2 separate regions of the Homo sapiens genome follow, and region 1 is linked to region 2. Evidence: read pairs that join two places in POLR2A ChIA-PET (ENCODE). Cell type or tissue: OCI-LY7. All regions are shown on one strand. Region 1 overlaps COL2A1 (collagen type II alpha 1 chain). Region 2 overlaps VDR (vitamin D receptor).

Region 1 (5,000 bases), 110 kb after region 2:
TAAATACAACTCAACTCTTCTTCCTGGCTGGGGTCCATTTCTCCTAACGGAGACTCTCCAGATTGGCATTTAAGAGGAAAGCAAGAGAAAACTTAGAAAAAATGTCAGCAGGAACATAAAGCTTCAGGATTGGCCACAGCCCCTCTGGGCTGGCCTGGCTGCTTCGGGAAGCAGTTCCTTGGGGAGCTCTGGAGCACCCTCTCCCCAGGGGTCAGCCAGCAGGAGGGCCCAGCCTGGGCCTGAGTGAAAGGGAGCTGCCATGCTGCTCTGAGAGGCCAGAACTAGGCTGACATCTGCCACCTCTCCCTGCAGCAAGTCTGGAGAGAGGATACAGGCCCAAGGGAGGGCACATGACCACAGCAGGCAGACACCAACCCAGCCCAGTCTCCAGGCCAGCCTTGACACTAGATCAGCACTTGGATCTCCATGAGCCTACCCCGTGTCTGGGGCCTGCACACCCCGGACACTGCACAGCCCCCTTCTGGAAGTCAAGGCTGAGAAGGCTGCTGGGATACCACAGAGCAGAGGCCTCGCAGAGCAGACTCCAGAGAGGAGTCTGATGGGAGGGGAGAGGGAGGAGTAGCAAAGAAGGGCTCAAAGGCAATGTTGTCAATCTTCTAAGCCAAATCCTACACACGCTGCCAGCCTAACTACCGTGCGGACAGGAACCAACAGAGAGAACCAAGAAGCAGGGCGGCTGTGCCCAGGAAGGAGGGAACAAGGACAGGAGATGGAGCTTGTCTTTAGCCCATGCAGACTAGGGCCACCGCAGCTCTGAGCCTCGCTAAAAGGCCACAAGCCAGCATCCTGCTAATCTGTAGAAACGGCAGTGTTTCTTGGCAGCCCCAGTGCTCTCTAATCCCCTCACACAAAGTGACCCTGGGGCAAGGCACTTCAGCAGCTCTGGCTGACAAAGGGGGGTCGAGGCTTCTGCTTATTTCACTGATCTGCCTTTGAGGGAAACTTCTGCCAAACAGACACATTAGCTGGAAAGCAGCACAACGGAGTGAAGCTGCTTTATTTTGGCCAGCCCTGCAAGGACCTGTGAGGAGGGGCCTCAGAGCTTGGGTGTTGGGGGTATGAAATCAGCAGAAAGCATAATCTTTCTTAAACACAGCTTTCATCGCATCACTCGCCTGACCAAGTGCCTACAAGGACTCTCTATTGCTAAGGAATCAGAGCTAAACGCCTCTGTCTGGCACCCTGCACCCTCCATCAGCTGCCAATCCCCTCACCCTTAATTTCCCACATTAACTAGAGGCCACCAGAGTCTAAGGCTGCAAGGCACTATTTATCTTAAGCTATTTCACCTTTCTGTGTCTCGGTTTTTTCATCCGTAAAATGGGGAGAAGAATAGAACCACCTCTCAGGATATGGAGGAAGATGAGATGAAGTAAAGCATATAGGGTATTAAACACAGGAAGTGCCTATGGAATGGTGGCCCCTGGTACTATAGCATAACATCCCTCACAGCAGCAGCCAGCATAGAGCCCTGTGAGTTGATGCTCACCTGTTCCACTTTTCTAGGGCATTTGAGCAACCAGGAAGAACAGAGAGTAGCACGGTGGTGCTATAGCCAGCTAAGTCTGTCTGTAAACTCCAGCTGGATTGCCCAGGGAGTGGGTGGTGGTTGTTGAAGGGATTACCTGATAATCTGGACTGGTTAAGAGAATCATGCTTTCACCCATCGACCCTCCCATTCCTATCCTTCCTCCTTCAACTGTGCAGACTCAGCCTGGGAAGTTTTGATGGGCACACTGGGGGTGAATTCTTAAGGGATAACAATACTCCCTATGCCTCACAGGGTTGTTTCGAGGGTCAAGAGAAACAAACCTGTAAACTCTAAAGTGCTCGGCAAATGGTGGTGTTTGGCTTTGTCAATTACTCACCGCAGCGCCAGCAGGGCCAGTCCGTCCTCTTTCACCAGGCAGGCCACGAGGACCCTGGAACACACACCAGGACAGCCTAAGCATGAGTTGGCTTTACGGTGCTCAGGGTGACCATTTCTACCTGCAGGCCCTTTGCGGATACCAGAGGAGAGGGAGGATGCCCACACCCAGGAAAACAAGGACCTCCTGATGGTGCTGGCTCCTTGACTAGCCAGGATGCCTCAGATCACACCCAACAGTTTTCTCCACAGGCGGAACACACGAATGTTCCTGTTGCTACCTATTGGGAACCTTTGTTACAAGCACACCTTGCTCCTTGCAGTAGATGAGCTTGACAAAATGTTGAGACTCAACAGAATTTTTTTAAATGGGAGCATCTTTAGTGTGATAAAATGGGTATCTTAAGGAAATGTTGGTGAAATCTTGAACAAATCATCTGTCTAATACATTTTGCTTTTTGCTCACAATCAGATGAAATCTACAACACAGAATATGAACTTTGCACAAAGGGAGCTCTTTGCAGCCATCTGATAGTCTGAAGAGTCTTTGATAAACCTTCCTGGAGGGTGTCCATACTTACCATTGGGCCCGGAGATCCGTTCTCACCCGGGGAACCACTCTCACCCTGGAAAAATGATGCACAAGGTCAGTGTCTGGGACCCCATTCTTGGCCGCCAGCAAACTCCTAGGGAAGACGCCAAAAGCCCTGGTCATCTCAGCTCGCACTGACACAAACTTCAGTCCTGTGAGGGACAATGCCCTGAGCTCTCCAGGCCTGCTGTTGGCCCATCAGGATGTAGGGCTGGTGTTCCCAGCCAAGGCTGTTCTGAGGAGCTAGTTCCACTGAGCTCCACAGTGTCTCCCTGGCTAGGAAGAGGGGCTCCTCATTGTCTCCCTCCTCCCCATCCCATTGTACTTTCTGGCCTCTCACCTTCACACCAGGAGCACCCGCCTCTCCCTTAGCACCGTCCAGGCCTGGATAACCCTAGGGAACAAGAGAAAATGTTCAATCAGACTTCTGGGAAACCCAAGTTGGAAGAAATGCACGCACCCCAAAGTGCTTTTCTCTCCCACCAGGCATCTCTTCCTTCCAACCTTCTCACCCGTGATACTTACTCTGTGACCTTTGACACCAGGAAGGCCTGGGGTTCCTGGGAAACCACGAGCACCCTGCAATCCAAAGTGGAGGTGTTCAGAGCACAGAGTAAAATAACAGTGGAAAGCTGCCCTGGGCTGCAGGAGGGCCTCCAGTTCCCTTGGGCCACCAGGGCGTTGTCTCGAATCCCCACACTTGGACAGCTCTTTCTGTAAAACCCAGACCACCCCTCCCCGTACCCCCCATTTTATGCAAAGTGGTATAAATAACAACTGCCCAGCCTCCCTCATGAGAGCCTGAGTGGAAATTACAAACATGGTCGTGATAAATATAGGGGCTACTGGCGTTTCATCTCAGAAGTGACCTCATTGAACTGGATGCACTGTGTTTAAGGCCACAGGGAGGGAGACGCTAGGAAAGATGCCTGAGGCTGGGAACGGTGGCGTTTACCTGAGGACCAGGCGGACCCCTTTCACCAGCTTTTCCAGGTTTTCCAGCTTCACCCTGAAGGGAGAGAGAGAGATATCCCAGCTTCCTCAGAGACGCAGTAGCATAGTGGGGGCACCCCAGAGGGCTTCCCTCCTTCCAGCCCTCCATGCCTTTGCCTACCGGCTCACTCATCTCCCTCACCTCCTTCAGACTCCACGTGCCTGGATGCCTTTCATGGGTCACCATTTATTCTTTTGGACACATGCATAGCCCATGGGCAAGCTCCTCTGTCCTCACCAGCCTCCAACTTCCCCTGAGAGGCTTTTTCTCTCCTCTCCTAGGTTCTGCTGACTGTATGTGCTCTCTCTAACCTCAAGAGACTTTTACTGTCTAATGCAATTCATAAAAATAGCACAAGAGTGCCAATTCTTGTCTCTTCATTTCGTTTGCATCCTTTGTAGACATCCTGACTCAGGCTGTGCTTTTTCTAACTCATTTACAATTAAGATAATGCTGGGTTGTTGAACGCTTCTTTCTTTGTTTTTCCTTCTCTACATCTTTCTGCCTTGTATTTTTTCTCTCCCTTCTCTCATTTCTCAATTTCCCTTCCTGGGGCTAATGATGTTTTAATTATTTGTCTTCCCCTTGGATCCAAAGCGGTCCCCAGGGAACTTGCCAGCACAGTCACAGTGGCCATATAGATAGGAGATGGCGTCAGGGTTTGGGACTGCCCAGTCTTGCTCCTCAAGATACCTCCACCCTGGGTGCCTCCCTGTCACTCCCCAAGCACACACCCTCTCCAGGCCCTTTCAAAGGAGGCAGCTCCTCATTTGTCTACTCGTGTATACTCACATCATCACCAGGCTTTCCAGGGGGACCAGGAGGACCACGGGGACCCATGGGACCCTACAAACAAAGGAAGATAGTTTAAGAGATGGTTATAGTGGGAAGACACCTAAGCAATGGACAAAACTTTGACATTGTAGTTTTGGAAGCCAGTTCTTCTATGAAGAAGAAAGATGGGAAGGTCAGAGCAAAGGTGCAGAGATCATAGTGGGACGCAGCAGATAGCACAGGCTGGGGTGACCCGGAAAGGGGGCTGTTAGGACAGAGTCCCTGGTGGTCCTTGCCACATTGGGCTGTCTGTCAGAGTTCCTCCACAGCTAGGAAGTGACATCCGAATTTCCTTGGGGCCACCGACTGTGGGAAAGAGCTGGGCAGAGCCTGGGAGGGACAGCAGCTGCGGTCCTAGTGGTCTATCATTAGAGGCTCCCCCAGAGAAGGGACAGGGCCGTGCTGGTACTCACAGAGACACCAGGTTCACCAGGTTCACCAGGATTGCCTTGAAATCCTTGAGGCCCCTAAAAAGTAAAATGAGGATACCAGGTCAATCCCTATAAACTGCTAAAACATCATAGTGCTTGGGAATCATCTGCGACACGATGGAGGCAAAAAGAATTGCAGATACTTACAGGAGCACCTGCAGGGCCTGGAGGTCCTCGAGGTCCCATGGGGCCCTGCATCGGAACAGAAAATGAGGGGTTTACTACACATGCTTCCTCAGTGGCCTCCAGTGTGCCATCTTC
Region 2 (5,000 bases):
TGGAGACCATTATCCTAAGGAAACAAAGCCAGAAACAGAAAACAAAATAGCACATGTTCTCACTTATAAGTGGGAACTAAACATCATGTACATATGGACATAAAGATGAGAACAATGGACACTGGGAATACAAGTGGACAGGGGCAGGGGCTGAAAAACAACCTATTGAGTACTATGCTCGCTACCTGGGAGACAATTCATTCATACTCAAAACCTCAGTATCTTGCAATATACCTTTGTAACAAACCTGCACAGGTACCCCCTGAACCTATAAGAAAAGTTCAGAAAAAAAGAACAAAGGAATGATTAACAGAAACCTTTGGAGAGATGAGATCGGGGAGGGGTGTGCATTATATAGTAGCAGTATTCTATTTTTTGAGTAGTGAGCATATGGTATCTTCTTCTTATTATTATTAGCAAAACACTACATCTATGTTTTGTATATCTGTGTTTGCATGCCCTTCTGAATATACAAAACGTTTCATAATTTAAAAAACAATTAAAAATAGAAAAAGTGCTTGTGGATCTATCAACATTGTCCCCAAAGACCATCCCAAGTCCAAGCTGATGCCTGCAGGTTTTAGAACATAGCACACATTCAAGATGTGGCCAGCATCCCGGAGGCCCAATATCATTGTGGGGTAATAGGGGAAACTGTCCAGGATGCTTGTGGCTTAACCCTGGGTCAGCTGAGATGCTGCAGCTCCGAGTCATCGTGGTGTTGCTACAGAGTCTGGGTCATCCAGGCTCCCAAGTATCCGGTGGATTTCGTGGAAAACAGAGAAATCAAATGGGGGGTAGGAAGGAATATCTGTTAAATCAGTCAACACATGTTCAGCATCACATGGACTCATTTGGAGATGCTATGATGCAAGCGAGTGGAACAACATACTACCACAGCACAGCAACGGGGCAGTCCTGCAATGGGGTGGGGTGCTGCCTTGACATCAGGAAGTCTCTATGCTGGGGGTGAAGGCTGGAAAGGCTGGATCAAGCAGCCAGAGGCCCACAGTGAATGAGACCATTTCAGGGGAGCTGACAGAAGACCCAACCCTGCTTGAGGTTATTTGCTGCTATCAAGAAGCCAGCGCCCAGGACCAGAGTCCACATGTGGAGATGTCCAAGCCTCTGTGGCTTGAGAGCTGAAAGTCCCAGGAATGACAGGCAGAGACTAAAGAAGGCAGCAAAGAGAAAGAGGAGATGGGGGCTGGATAGGAAACATCAGACGCACAGGAGAGCCCAGCCAGGGTCGTGGCTGGAGCCAGCAAGCCCCATCTCCTGAGCCCTTCTCTGAACTCCCACCCGCACCCCACACACTCATGCATCTCAGTTGCAGACTCTGCTGGCCCGGGACCCACCTTGCAAAATCCTGGGTGGTATCCCTTCCTTCCCCTGCCCACCACCTTCTTATGCCCCTCCCCCCCACCCCGCCCCTTGAAAACAGAAAGCCAGGGAAGTTGCGGCTGATGAGGAAACACCTACCTGAAGGAGCAGGGGGCAGGTAAGTGGAGCCCAGGGGTGCTCTTCTGTGAGGTCTCACAGACACTTCAGACCCAAAGGCTTCTGAAATGAAGAAGGGGAAACCTTTTATCTAAGGCGGAGCGCTGACCGCCTCCCCAGTCTCTAAGGAAGTGGGCACGAGAGGCTCTTTCCAGGGACTTTAGTCCCCAGATCAGTGACTGCAAACAGAAGTGGCTTGTTGGGAGCAGGCATGCCATGTCATCGCTGGCAGGGGTGTGGGGGTGGCGGCTGGGCAGCAGCCAGGATGGCCCTCCCTCGAGGCAGGGAGTAGCAGGAGCAGTGGGAAGCGGTGGCGGCAACCAGCCCCAGGCAGAAGGAAACAGCCTCCCGCCTAGGCACTCCTTCTCCTCTCACAGCCCAGGGTGTCAGGAGGGAGGAAGGGCCTTTTCGTTAGGGAGACCCACACTCTCACTACCCCCTCCATCTCCAGATTGTAGGCAGCTCAGGAAGCAGAGCAACTGGGCCATGTGTCCTGCTGCTAAGAGCGGGAAGACGGCTGCCCCAGGCAGGGCAGAGGAGGTGCCGCACAGGAGCTGGGAATGGGGCAGGCTTGGATGGCAGCCCACAGCCTTGGCCTCTTGGGACAGCTTCAAAGGCAGGTGTCTGAGATCTCCTGTCTGTGGAGACCGGGTGTAGGCGGAGCAGGTGTTGCAGGGGTTAAATACAGCAAAGCATTGCTTTCAAACAGGATGTTTTCTGCCACTTTTAGCTCTTCCCCAGACATGCTCAACACCCCCAGCTGCAGTAGGGTTGACTCTGCTGCCCAGACTCTGGATCTTAGCAGCTGGCTGGGGGGCCAGCAAGGAGGGATGGGCAGAATAGTATCCTTTCCACTTCCACTCACACCCGGCCCTACTTGTCCACCTGCAGACATAGACAAACAGACAGACACACACACACACAAACACACAAACACACACTTCTTTCCTTCTCTGATGCCAACAGGAGGTGACCCTGGCAAAGGCCTTTAAGTCAGACCCCAGATGGGGTATGTCTAGACCCCAGCTTTTGTCTTTCTTTGGAGACCTCTGTCTTCCAGTGGCCTAAGCAGGGAAGGGGGAGAGCTCAAGGGGCTTCCAAGACCTGGGCCCGGTCCTAGAACTGTGAGCCGACTGAGGCCACTTGCCACCCCCTCCAGTACTGCCAGCTCCCAGGGAGCATCTGAGGAAAACACTAGTGGACAATGAGCCAAGATAACCTAAGCTGGGCTGGCCCACCCCCACAAGAAGCATGGGCAGTGGGAGGTGTCTGCTGAGGACAGGCATGCTGCCACGTACCCCCAACCCAGGCCCTCCTTTGCCCCCTCTGCTCCTACTGCCCAAGTCCTTCCCAGCTGACCACGCTCTGCAGGGTTCCTCCTCTGGCCTTATTGATTCCTCAGGCTCCTTTCCTGGTGCTCAGGAAGGTGAGGTGGGGACCGGGTGGATGCAGAAAGGAGCACTGCTTTCCTATCCTCAATCCCTGTGGTTTTCAGAGGTCAGAGGTGACATCCAGATAGACAACCACCCTGGAACTTAAAAAAAATGTTTCCGGAGTATTTACTACATGCCAGGCCTGCTAAGCTCTGCATACATTATTTCATTTAGCCCTCACAACAGTTCTGTGAGGCAGGGAGCAGTCCTACTTGTAGCAAAGCCAAATTTCAGAGCACTCTGAGTGACTTACCCAGGGTCCCACAGCTAGGCAAGTGGTGGTTCCTGGGGCCAAATGAGGACAGGCTGATTGTAGTGCCCAACTGGGTCCTTTTGCAATGACAATCATCAGAGCAGATGCCTACTGCTCCGCACTGGGCCCTGCTCCATGGTTTTCCTGTGTCCTCACTCACTTCACTCTCATAAGAGCCTCCTCCAGTGGGTACTTTATTGCCCCTATCTTAGGGGTGGAAACTGAGGCGCAGGGAAGGTGATTGTCTTTGGAGCTGGATTTGAATCTAGGTAGCTTAGCTCTGAGTCATTTCTGCAACCCTAAGCCGTGGACACCTTTCACTTCCACTAAGTCAGGAGCAATGCAGAGAACAATCCCCAGGTCATGAGGGAAGAACCTGGGGATTGTTCTTTTCCTTCCAAGGATCCCCAGGCCAAGGGATGGCAGGCCTCAGCCAGGTTCCATCCACTTTCTGTCACCCAGCCCCTCTCATCTGGGAAAATCCCATTCAATAGATGGGCCTCTCCTCCTCACTCGACTTTCCAATAGTGGACGGTCCTTTTAGGAGAGATATCCTAGATTCAGCCTCTAAGTCCAAGTGCAAGCCTATAGGAAAGTGGGGCAAAGACATAAGGTGGAAAGGAGGACAGGTGGAAAAACTGCTTAATACCTGCCCTCTGCCACGTCACACGCCCACCCCACCAGCAATTCATGTTCTGAGTACACAGAACATCCCACTGCTTTTGCTGGGACCGTCCCCAGAGCAACCCTCTCCTGACCCTGCTTTAGAAATACCAAACCCCCAGCACTAAGCTTCAGAGAAGCAGAGGGGGAGGAGCTCAACTCTGTAGAAAGCCCCTGGCTTCCATCCCTCCAGGGCCTGCATCCCACATCAAAAACCCTGCCTGACCCTGACCCCAGTGCTGACCTTGCCTTAGCAAGAAATGAGAAGATAACACGTTTCCTTCCAGTCACTGAAGCCACAACCATTGCCTCTCCTACACGTCTGCCTGTCAGCCCACACCACAGGCGGCCCCATCTTGCGGCAGCTTCTGTTAAATGGGCATCCCCGGGGCCATCTCGCCTACGGCAGTCTTGCAGGGTGGCAATTGCCAGGTGTCCTGGGCAGAGCCCTGGGAGGACAAAAATCAAAGTCCCTCATGGCTCAGTTTAACTCCACATTGACTGGACCCTCCTAAGGGTGGTAAAGCTGTGACTCTGAGAAGGACCATGGAGTGGACAAGAAGTCTGACCGCTAATGTCTTTTCTAGCTCTGAGAGCATGCAACTCCAAGACTGGAATTCCCATCATGAGAAGCACTATTTTTTTTTCTTTTTAAGAGACAAGGTCTCCTCTGTTACCCAGGCTAGAGTGCAGTTGCACAATCACAGCTCACTGCAGCCTCTAATTCCTGGGCTCAAGCAATCTTCCACCTCAGCTTCTCAAGTAGCTGGGGTTACAGGTGTGAGCCACGCCAGGAAAGAAGACCTTAAATGAGATGAAGCTTTCTCCCTGATCCCTCATTAGCCAGATGAACCACAACATTCATGCCTCAGTGAGTGAGACTCACTCATCCTCAGATGCCAATGAGCAGGAAGGGCACAAAAGATGTGGCCCCTAATCGACCCCAGGAGAGGGGTCCTCTCTCTGCCAGGTTGGGACTGGAGTGATCTAAACTGGGCTTTCTAATTGTTGACATTGTTCCAAAGTTCCTACTCCTTCTAGAAAGAAATGGAAAGCTAAGCTATTTCCCCACAGAGTGGGAGACAATTCTTCTTCTTCCTAAAATTGCCACACACAGAGTCAACCAAGTGTTGGGCTTTTCCAGGAGAAGA

Evidence for each region. ChIA-PET counts read pairs that join two places held together with the same protein. Peaks named below come from ENCODE experiments on the same cell type or tissue, not always from the same donor. Only the 100,000 strongest peaks of a DNase experiment are listed, where the experiment ranks them.
Region 1: POLR2A ChIA-PET joins it to region 2 with 12 read pairs; 3 of 35 experiments call an interaction of 5 or more read pairs at or near these places.

Annotation. Positions count from the first base shown.
Region 1 is chr12:47,990,989-47,995,988 of GRCh38, forward strand. COL2A1 (collagen type II alpha 1 chain) reads right to left here. Exons shown (of 54, transcript NM_001844.5): 9 at 4,887-4,931; 10 at 4,722-4,775; 11 at 4,267-4,320; 12 at 3,436-3,489; 13 at 3,006-3,059; 14 at 2,821-2,874; 15 at 2,470-2,514; 16 at 1,890-1,943. Among named protein-coding and RNA genes, the nearest start is that of COL2A1, 11 kb to the right of the region's middle. In OCI-LY7, no CTCF peak of the experiment used is centred here; no DNase peak of the experiment used is centred here; H3K27ac peaks cover 272 bases.
Region 2 is chr12:47,881,212-47,886,211 of GRCh38, forward strand. VDR (vitamin D receptor) reads right to left here. Exons shown (of 10, transcript NM_000376.3): 2 at 1,483-1,563. Among named protein-coding and RNA genes, the nearest start is that of VDR, 21 kb to the right of the region's middle. RefSeq lists enhancers at 1,330-1,842, 1,980-2,089, 2,520-2,709. In OCI-LY7, no CTCF peak of the experiment used is centred here; DNase peaks (open chromatin) are centred at 1,610 and 2,200; H3K4me3 peaks cover 1,774 bases; H3K27ac peaks cover 1,895 bases.